Linked DNA regions of Homo sapiens: region 2 is linked to region 1. Evidence: read pairs that join two places in POLR2A ChIA-PET (ENCODE). Cell type or tissue: HepG2. All regions are shown on one strand.

Region 1 (5,000 bases):
CTGGTGGCTTGACAAGGGCTCAATGTTCTAAATAGGCTGTCTACACATATCTGGCAGATAACGGACTGGCAGTGAGGACACCTCAGTTCTTCTCCACTGGCCTCTCCAGCAGGCTAGTTCAGTTTACCTCTTGGTGACCAAGTTTTAAGAGGGTGAGACAGAAAGAAGCTACAAGCTCTCTCAAGTCCTCAGCTCAGAAGTCCCATGGCATCACATCTACCATATCCTGCTGGTCAAAGCAAGGTACAAGGTCAACCCAAATAAAAGAGGGAGAAACAGTCTCCTCCTCTTGACCGAATGAATTGCAAAGTATTCGTGGTTATTTATTTATTTATTTATTTGAGATGGAGTCTTGCTCTGTCACCCAGGCTGGAATGCAGTGGCGCAATCTCGGCTCACTGAAAGCTCCACCTCCCGGGTTCATGCCATTCTCCTGCCTCAGCCTCCCGAGTAGCTGGGACTACAGGCGTCTGCCACCATGCCCGGCTAATTTTTTGTATTTTTAGTAGAGAGGGGGTTTCACCGTGTTAGCCAGGATGGTCTCAATCTCCTGACCGTGTGATCTGCCCGCATCAGCCTCCCAATCGTGGTTATTTTTAACTACCAAACTTCCCTTGCTAAAAAAAAAAAAAAAAAAAAAAAAAACAAACTCATAGTGTTTCCCAAATACTTACTAACTTTATATATTTACAAAAACATAATAATTAAGGAGATAATTATTAAACATGAAATGAAAACTATCTTTTTAAATGACTGCTGTCTCTTTTTATATGGTAGCAATAGTATTAAAACTTTCTTCTCTTGATAAGGGCTTTGAGTGTAAGCTATTTTCTGCAATGTGTAGAATGCTACAACATTTTTTATTCCCATGTAGAAGTCAGCGGAACAGAATGAGAATTACTGGAGCCATAATGGAAATGGAAAACTTTGGGCTATTTTCTCTTTCTAGTAGGTGAATAATGCAGTATGATAACAACGCCAGTCACTTCAGAAATAGGAGAAACAACAGAATTTTCACTGTATTGCTTTCAGTCACACTTTTGCCCTCTGGATACTTCTGGAAGACTGGTCAGGAATAAAATACGCTATTCAGAGAAAACACAGTTACATTTTACTATACGCACTACCCACTTCTTAAAAACAAAGTTACACCTTGATCCCATTATTCTTTTAAAATAGGATTTACTGTGCACAAATATTATTGTCTCCCCTCTTTTATCTGTTTTTGATTAGCCCTCCTAGGGGATGATACATCATTAAAGGGTTTTGTGCTGGGCTACTTTAAGTGATTCTGAATATTCTGTTGTGTCAGCTCACTGTAATAAAACCCAGTATTTTAACAGTATTGCTCATCCAGTTGCCATTGATAATAATGGGCTCCTTTTACGGCCTTTTTTTACACTTAAACTAATGCATGATATCATTATGTGTGGACCTCATTTTCCCAGGGTTAGTACCACCACGTTAGTCAAGGAAGCAATGACTGAATTGTCATAGGAGTTACCTTTTTCACTATGCAAGGTTATCAATCTAACATTCACAGCTAAACCTGAAATTCCTTAGGACCCTGTGAGTTCCTTCATCATGGATCATCTTTCTCCATGACCTCTAAAAGTCTTTCTAGTAGATGATCTCATTTTATTTCCAAACAACTAAAGATCAGTTACAAGCATTGTTTCTTTGGTAATACATGAGTGGGGGGAGGTGGAGGAAAAGAAAAACCAGGAAGTGTTGCATCTCGATTGCAAAGTGAGTCATTAGAAAGGATGAAAAAATTGACAGTGTGCCATCTGAAATGATCAAGTTATCAGGGCTGACATTGATACAAAGTCTCCTGATACTTGGAACAAACCAGAATGGTACCAAAGGGCTGAACATGAGCCAGATTTCATTTGTCAGTGGGTTGCTCTTATTTTGACAACATCTTGGTAAAATTGTCACATCTGTTGAAATTCTGTTTGAAAATTAGCTGTAGGAAAGAACACCAAACAATCTTATTTTCACGTATTGTGTACACAAGGATTTTCCTACAATGAGTCATCAGTCACCAGCAACAATGAAATGTCACAACAATTCCAAAGATACCATCTGTCTAACGGAGATGATTTAAAGACAAACATACGCCATTTAGCACAGCTATTTTTTAAATGACCACTGATTAAAATCAAAGCACTTCAGATCTTTTCTGAACTGTTATTAACAGCACTGATATTGGAAAACTACAATTAAAGTGTTACGTATCGATAACATCTGCTAAGACTATAAATGATGTTTATTTAAGCTTCCTCTCTTGAGAACAGCTGACATTTGAAAATGTGGAAGATGTTTGCATCACCTCTGTGTCCTCTCCACCTGGTGTTTACAAAATTTTCCCATCAGAGCCTATATCATTGTACACTTCTATTTTATTCAGTAATCACAAATGAGTAAAAGAGTTTATTTGCAGATTTTGTTCAGTAGCTAAAATATGTGTGGCCATTGCAGAAAAAAAAAATAAAGCTCATCAAGACCATGAAAACCCTTTTCTAAAAGCACTTTTCTCCATGGTTCATGATTTTGTTTACTTAATAATACTCATAGTGATCTTGGAAAATCTAGAGGATTGGGAACAAATCTACAAGAAAAAATAGCCAATTATTCAATTATAAAAGTAATACCTAAGCAGAAAGTAAAGAATATAAAAAAATGCTACACAGCTTAGGAGACTGGTATGCTTCACATAAAAATATGCCATTAAATTTCAGATGCAAAAGGTATTATGAATTCTCCATGATGGATTTTGCTTCAATAAATATTAATGGTGAGATAGAGCTAATCAGAACAACTGTCACACAATATTTGAGAGTTTGGTTACAAGTACCTATTGCCATTGCTGTGAAATATTCCACTCAATCCAACAAAGGTTTATCAGACACCACTGTGTGTGCTTACACACTTTCATCTTTTAGTCATTTTCTGTCCAAAGAGCAAAAAAGCGATCATATTTAATTTATAATAATACATTGAAGCCACTTTATAGTATTTCTTGGGGTGACAGAAACAGCATCTGTATAATAGACTAGCTTGTTATTCTAGGTTTTACCACCTGGATTCAAATTTCAAAGGACATGTTAATCCATGTCACCAAATAATAGAACTTTAAGAATAACTAACACCTATATAAGTATTGTTGTTTATTTATGTGTTTATTCCTTCATGCACTTATTCGTTTCTGTATTCAGTCTTTCGGCAGATATTTCAAGGCTGCTTAGAATGTGGGGCACTGGGTTAGGAACTGGGAGTAGTATGAACAAGAGAGAATCCAGGTTAGAGAAAGAAAAAAAATATATATATATTTTTTGCTAACTACTGTTACTAAATTAAATGATCTGGGGTAACTTTCACAACATCTCTCTTTCTGTATCCTTTCATGCGACCATTCTTATCAATAATTAATTTCAACAAAAGAACCTTATCAAATGCTTAAGGGTTAAAAAGATGCCATTACTTATTCAAGATGAAATATGTTATGCAGGAACTTTGCTGAAGTTGGACTGTCAGCCCTGCTACTATTTTAGGTGAAATGGAATTTACAACCATGTTGTGGGGGACTTATAGTAATGGACTACATTTTATCAGGTAAGCAATATGGTTCAAATACTCACCAGCCGTGTGATCTTAACTTTCCTGAACTTGTTTCTTTAATTGTTAAATGGAGATGATAATATCGACCTGAATGGGCTGTTGTGAGGACTAGGAATGATTTATGTAACATGTTTGGTGAACAGCCTCAGGAATAGTTGAGTCTTGAACAGCAACGAACTACAGATGCTGTTAATATTAGCTTCAAGCTAGGTGAGGCTAGGACGGCTCAAAGATTTTAGTAGAAATGGCTAACTGAACAAATAAACACCTTGGCAATTGCCTAAAATCTCTGCTATTTACATTTATTGTTAAAAAAAAAGGAGGGGAGAAATTTCAACTTAAAATAGCACTAAAACATATGAAGTTGGCTGCACTGCAATCAAACTAAACTTTCAAGTCTCCTCTGAAATTTTAGTAGAAGTTCATCATTTCCTCTATCTTTAAACCATTTACTAAGCTAATGACAAACAATGTCTGGGACATCATGGCCAAATCAAAGCATGCTAATGTTTCCCTTCATCACTAAAAGGAATTGTGATGGTCTATGCATTTCAAAAGCTATTCTGTGTTACTCTGGTATGTCAACAATATAACAATAAATAATGAATCTTTTTTCTTTTGGAAATATATTTCAACTTTTAAAAGTTCAATGGGCTACTTTTAACTTGAATATAAAAAGAGGAAGGTGGAAATACTGATTTTTCATGTAAAGCCATATTTTATCTCAATCACTGCTTCGCATTATTTACTTTCCAAACACCTGGCTGGAGGTAAATGCAACTGTTATTTAAATTTAGAGATTAGTTGCCTCATGTGCAGAATTTTATTATAGGTTTATTTTATTGTTTGGCCAGCCAGTTAAGACTCAAGAGATTATTTATAGGTTCTCATTTCAGATTCTAAATTTCCTCTTAAAATTTAGATTTAAGTAATCTGTTTTAAATGGCATCTAGTGACACCCAACAGGATGCCAAAACAACCAACCAGTTGGGAAGATTAAAAATTCCAGCAATAGGCCAAGTGCGGTGGCTCACGCCTGTAATCCCAGCACTTTGGGAGGCCAAGGCAGGCGGATCACGAGGTCAGGAGATCCAGACCATCCTGGCTAACACGGTGAAACCCCGCCTCTACTAAAAAATACAAAAAAATTAGCCGGACGTGGTGGCGGGTGCCTGTAGTCCCAGCTACTCGGGAGGCTGAGGCAGGAGAATGGCATGAACCTGGGAGGCGGAGCTTGCAGTGAGTCGAGATTGCGCCACTGCACTCTAGCCTGGGCGACAGAGCAAGACTCTGTCTCAAAAAAAAAAAAAAAGAAAAAAAAAAAAATTCCAGCAATAAACTGGTTATATTTTTCTGCATGATGTCAAATAATCCAC
Region 2 (5,000 bases), 340 kb before region 1:
AGGAGCTGAGCGGGCAGATCTGAGGGCTGGAGCAGGTTTGGGCTGACCACATCCCTGAAAGACCTGGAAGAACCATTGAAAAGTAAAAACAGCTATACAATGAGTTTTCTCCTAAATTCATGAAGCAGAAATGTGCAATGCAATGGTGTCCACATTTCTTATGAAACTTTTACCTCCAATAAACTCTAATTTTGAAATGTAAACAAGTATAACCACTAATATAACAGAAAGAATTACCCAGACAGATACACAGTGACCAACTATAATCCCTGACTCATAGTTTCAGCATACACAGTCAATCTTATTATTGGTAGATACATATTTGCAAATTTGCTTACTCATTAAAATTTATTTGTAACCCCAGAATTAATACTCACAGCACTCTCATGGACATAGAGACACAGTGCCAAAAAATCTGAGTCATGTTCCCAGCTGAGGTTGGAGAAGACACTCTCCTTATTTCAGCTCTCAGACTGTAAACAAGTGTTCTCTTTGTGGTCTATGTAGTACAATGTTTTTCACATTTTTGTGCTTTTTCTTGTTGATTTCAATGTTTAAAATGGTCCCCAAGCATCGGGCTGAAGTACTGTCAAGCTTTCCTAACCACAAGATGTGTAATGTGTCTTATAGCAAAAATATGTATGTTAGACAAACTTCAAGCCTGAGTTATAGTGCTATGAGTTCAATGTTAATGAATCAACAATATATATTAAATAAGGTGTCTTTTCACAGAAACACACATAACACAAGGCTACATATTGATTGGTTGATGAAACTGTTGTGCCCAGTGGCTTGCAGGAGCCTAACCTTGTATTTCTCATTGCTGCAACGGTTCAGTATTTGCTAAGTCAATGTTTGCAGTGACTTTATAGAACATAACTACAATAAAGAGAATCAACTGTACTAAAAATAGGGATTGCAATAGTTACTCCACAGGATGATTTCAGGATTAAATGAATTGTATCTCACTTTTACATACTTGAATTTGGCATTCTATAAACATCCGTTTGGGATTCCTGTTATCATGACAAATTATTTCATTGTATAGCACATAAAGCCAAATAATTTCAGTAACTCCCCTTTGAGTAATGAAAATCTCTACTGGAAGAATTCTTTAAAAACACTCTCTTGAGCAGTGGTATAGAAATAGGACAAGCAAATGTGGATGAAATCCATATAATAACAGCTTCCTCTAATTTTGTTGTTGACAGCTGTTCATGTCACAATTAAGATTGCTATGGGAAATCAAACATTGTATTGTAATGATCTTAGAGACTGAGCTGCCAGTTCTTTTCCACAGTGATTTCACTCAGGGTGGTGTGGAGACACTTCCTTTGCTGTTTTTAGAAGCTTTACACTCTGTGCTGGTTATCGAGAGATAATACCTTTACTAGAACTACAGGAAATGCAGTAACATTTTCAGGAAACTTTGATGAAGTTTAACTTTATTCTATTTCTTCCATTTCTCCATAGCAGATGATTTTTCTAGATATTTTTCCTTCAGTAAACTTTTTGGGGTTATTTACATGGGCTGATCCTTAACTTGCATGTAGTATACTTGCAACGCATTCGTTCCAGTTTTGTTATTTCATTCTGTGTTGTCTAACTCTAAAACAACCATTTTTCATCACGCATATGATGTGATTCCACTGAAGTACGCAGAGAGCTCCTGAGTGCCATTCACAATGACAAATTCCGTCTTGAGACACAATTCATTTTGTTTTACCACTACAGCTAATTTTTCTTTTGTTGTATTCAAAAGTTCTCCTTCAACTCAGCATTTTGCAGAGCGGCGGTACTTTGTCTTGGCATTCCTCGAGATTGGTCTTAACACACTATTGATTATTCTTCTCTCACACAATTTCTGAAGCTGATGGTGTAAACCGATGTGATAAAGATAGTGGGCCCTTTTCTCCGTAGTGCCTAAATCACTTCCCTCTGGCAAGGTCGCTGCTGATGGAGGGCATTAACATTTCCAAAGCTCCAGGGATCTGTTGAGTGTGCTATTCTGGATTGCTTTGAAAGTGACAGCTGACTTTTAAAAAATGTAAAGCCTAAGGCGAAACAATACTAACGGCCTTGCTGAGATTTCATGAAGCCATGTACTGAAAGAGTTAATGGACTTTTTAATTCACCCTTTGGGAAAAATGTGGCTCACTGGGTTAAGTTAAATCAAAGAAACACGAATGCCCTGAAAGAATATTAGTGTTCTAGGGAGATATTTCATCATAATGGAAAAACCTCACGTTTGCTGGAATTTTTTTTTTTTTTTTTTTTGGAGGGAGTTAATTATTACAGAACATAGGTTAGTCAATATAGCCTAGTAGCTTTCTGTTATTTAGGTCAGGTTTGGATGTTGAAGATAGCTTCCATGCAGAAATCACTGGGTCTGTGACCAAAACTGAGGAAAACACTGACTTCTAATTACTTTGGAAACAACACCTGGCCACATAATCAGGTGGAGACCTACATAACAATCTGTCACAACAACCTCACATCTTGAAAGCCCCTAAACAGAGATCCTATCATACCCTTAGAAAAACAGAAGTGCCATAAAAGAAACCCTTTAGTGTGGAAGTGAGAGACAGGACTAGCTGGATTTCCTAGGCCGATTAAGAATCCTGAAGCCTAGCTGGGAAGGTGACCGGATCCACCTTTAAACACGAGGCTTGCAACTTAGCTCACACCCGATCAGGTAGTAAAGAGAGCTTAAAATGCTAATTAGGCAAAACAGGAGGTAAAGAAATAGCCAATCATCTATCGCCTAAGAGCACAGGGGGAGGGACAATGATCGGGATATAAACCCAGGCATTCCAGCCAGCAAGGGCTACCCTCTTTGGGTCCCCTCCCATTGTATGGCAGCTCTGTTTTCACTCTATTAAATCTTGCAACTGCACACTCTTCTGGTCTGTGTTTGTTACGGCTGGAGCTGAGCTTTCGCTCACCATCCACCACTGCTGTTTGCTGCCGTTGCAGACCCACTGCTGACTCCCACCCCTCCGGATCCCGCGGGTGTCCACTGTGCTCCTGATCCAGCGAGGTGCCCCTTGCCGCTCCAGATGGGGCTAAAGGCTTGCCATTGTTCCTGCACGGCTAAGTGCCTCGGTTTGTCCTAATTCAGCTAAGCACTAGTCGCTGGATTCCACGGTTCTCTTCCGTGACCCACGGCTTCTAATAGAGCTGTAACACTCACCCCATGGCCCAAGATTCCATTCCTTGGAATCTGTGAGGCCAAGAACCCCAGGTCAGAGATCAAGAGGCTTGTCGCCATCTTGGAAGCCACCCGTGGCCATCTTGGGAGCTCTGGGCGCAAGGACCCCTCCATTACAGAAGTTCCCAGCCTAGGGATCAAGAGCTATTTTTCAGAATTTTACAAAACCTAATGAGAATGGTTTACAAAGGAGTACTTTGCCGTTGTTTTTGCTTAGAAATGATAAAAAAACTTTTGTATTAGTCTTATACTGAGAATATACCTTAACATATATCCATCATATAACTTAGATGACTTACAAAGTAAAAATTAATAATTTGATGTTTAATACATGTGTCTGAATATTTGTGTCCTCCAAGAATTCATAAGTTGAAATCTAATCACAGATGTGATGGAATTAGGAGGTAGGTCCTTTGGGAGGTGATTAGGCTCTACCCTCAAGAATAGGATTAGTGCCCTTATTAAAAAAACAACAACAAATGATCCGGACAGCACCCTTGTCTCATGTGAGGACACAGTGGGAAGGTGCCATCATCTATAAAACACCATGCAGGTCCTCACCAGACATCAAATCTGCTAAAGCCTTGATCTTAGACTTCCCAGCCTCCAGAAATGTGACAAATAAATTTCTGTTTTTCATAAGCCACCCAGTTCATGGCATTGTGTTATAGCAGCCTGAGCAGACTAAGAAGCAAGCAATCTGTTATCCTGAAAAAAGTATTTTTAAAATATGAGAGTCACGAGGTGGGTGACAAAGGAAATTTTTGGGCAGAAAATTTGGACCGTCTCAATTTTCTGAGTTTGCTCTAGCAGCAGTATAGTTAGGCACAGTTTTGTGGCTCATGAAGGCCATGGCTAGGTTAGTATAAGAGACCAGTTAGCCTTTTCCTCAGTGGCTTGGGTATCCCAACATTTTACATTTTGAATAAGGGAAAAAAACAATTGAGAAATAATAATGTGATGGATAGGGCCATAGGTTCAATGAGAGTCAGTAGATCAGTTGGTTATGGCTGGAGATGGAGATTGGGATCATCAGCTTAAAGATGGTACTTAAAGCCCTGAAACTGATTGCATTTACCAAGGACAAGTATATATAGGTGGGCAGATGGATGAGGCTGAGGACAGCCTATTGCCATGCCAACATTTACAGGGTCCTCTCTGAGCCTCAGTTTGCTCGTCTGTCAAATGGGAATAACAATATTATTTACCACACAGATACACTATGATGATAAAGTACAATATGTAAGGCAGAAAAACAGAACCATGTGTCTAGAAAAGTACATACCTGATAGTTAATTTTATCATGCCATAATCTGTATTTTCCAGAAGTTTTGCTTTCTAGATAAGAAAATTTGAAGAAAAAATGTCTGGTCTGATGTTTCTTGTTCTTTTCTTTCTTTTTTTAACCTTTTAAAAATCTTTTAATTTTATTTTAGAGACGGGGTCTCACTCCGTTGCCCAGACTGGAGTGCAATGGCACAAACACAACACCCTGCAGCCTCAATCTCCTGGGCTCAGGCTATCCTCTTGCCTCAGCCTCCCGAGTAGCTGGGACCACAGGTGCATGCCAACCACACCCTGCTAATGGATGTCTCTTAAATGTTTTCCACAAAATATTATTTTAAGGGCAAATGGCTGTTATATAAATCATAGATTCCACCTATTAAAGTTAAATTAGGTAACTTCACAAGGGCTCCATCATGATAACATGTGGTCAGACTCATTGACAGGGAGGATGACATCAGTAGTGTTTCCCAAAACTATTTGACCATGGTTTCCTCATGGGGTT

Evidence for each region. ChIA-PET counts read pairs that join two places held together with the same protein. Peaks named below come from ENCODE experiments on the same cell type or tissue, not always from the same donor. Only the 100,000 strongest peaks of a DNase experiment are listed, where the experiment ranks them.
Region 2: POLR2A ChIA-PET joins it to region 1 with 5 read pairs; 1 of 35 experiments calls an interaction of 5 or more read pairs at or near these places.

What each region holds. Positions count from the first base shown.
Region 1 is chr13:93,960,752-93,965,751 of GRCh38, reverse strand. The region is part of intron 3 of GPC6 (glypican 6); the gene reads right to left. Among named protein-coding and RNA genes, the nearest start is that of GPC6-AS2, 100 kb to the right of the region's middle. In HepG2, no CTCF peak of the experiment used is centred here; a DNase peak (open chromatin) is centred at 2,031.
Region 2 is chr13:94,301,043-94,306,042 of GRCh38, reverse strand. It overlaps GPC6 (glypican 6), which reads right to left. Exons shown (of 9, transcript NM_005708.5): 6 at 1-63. Among named protein-coding and RNA genes, the nearest start is that of GPC6-AS1, 120 kb to the right of the region's middle. In HepG2, no CTCF peak of the experiment used is centred here; DNase peaks (open chromatin) are centred at 822 and 2,282.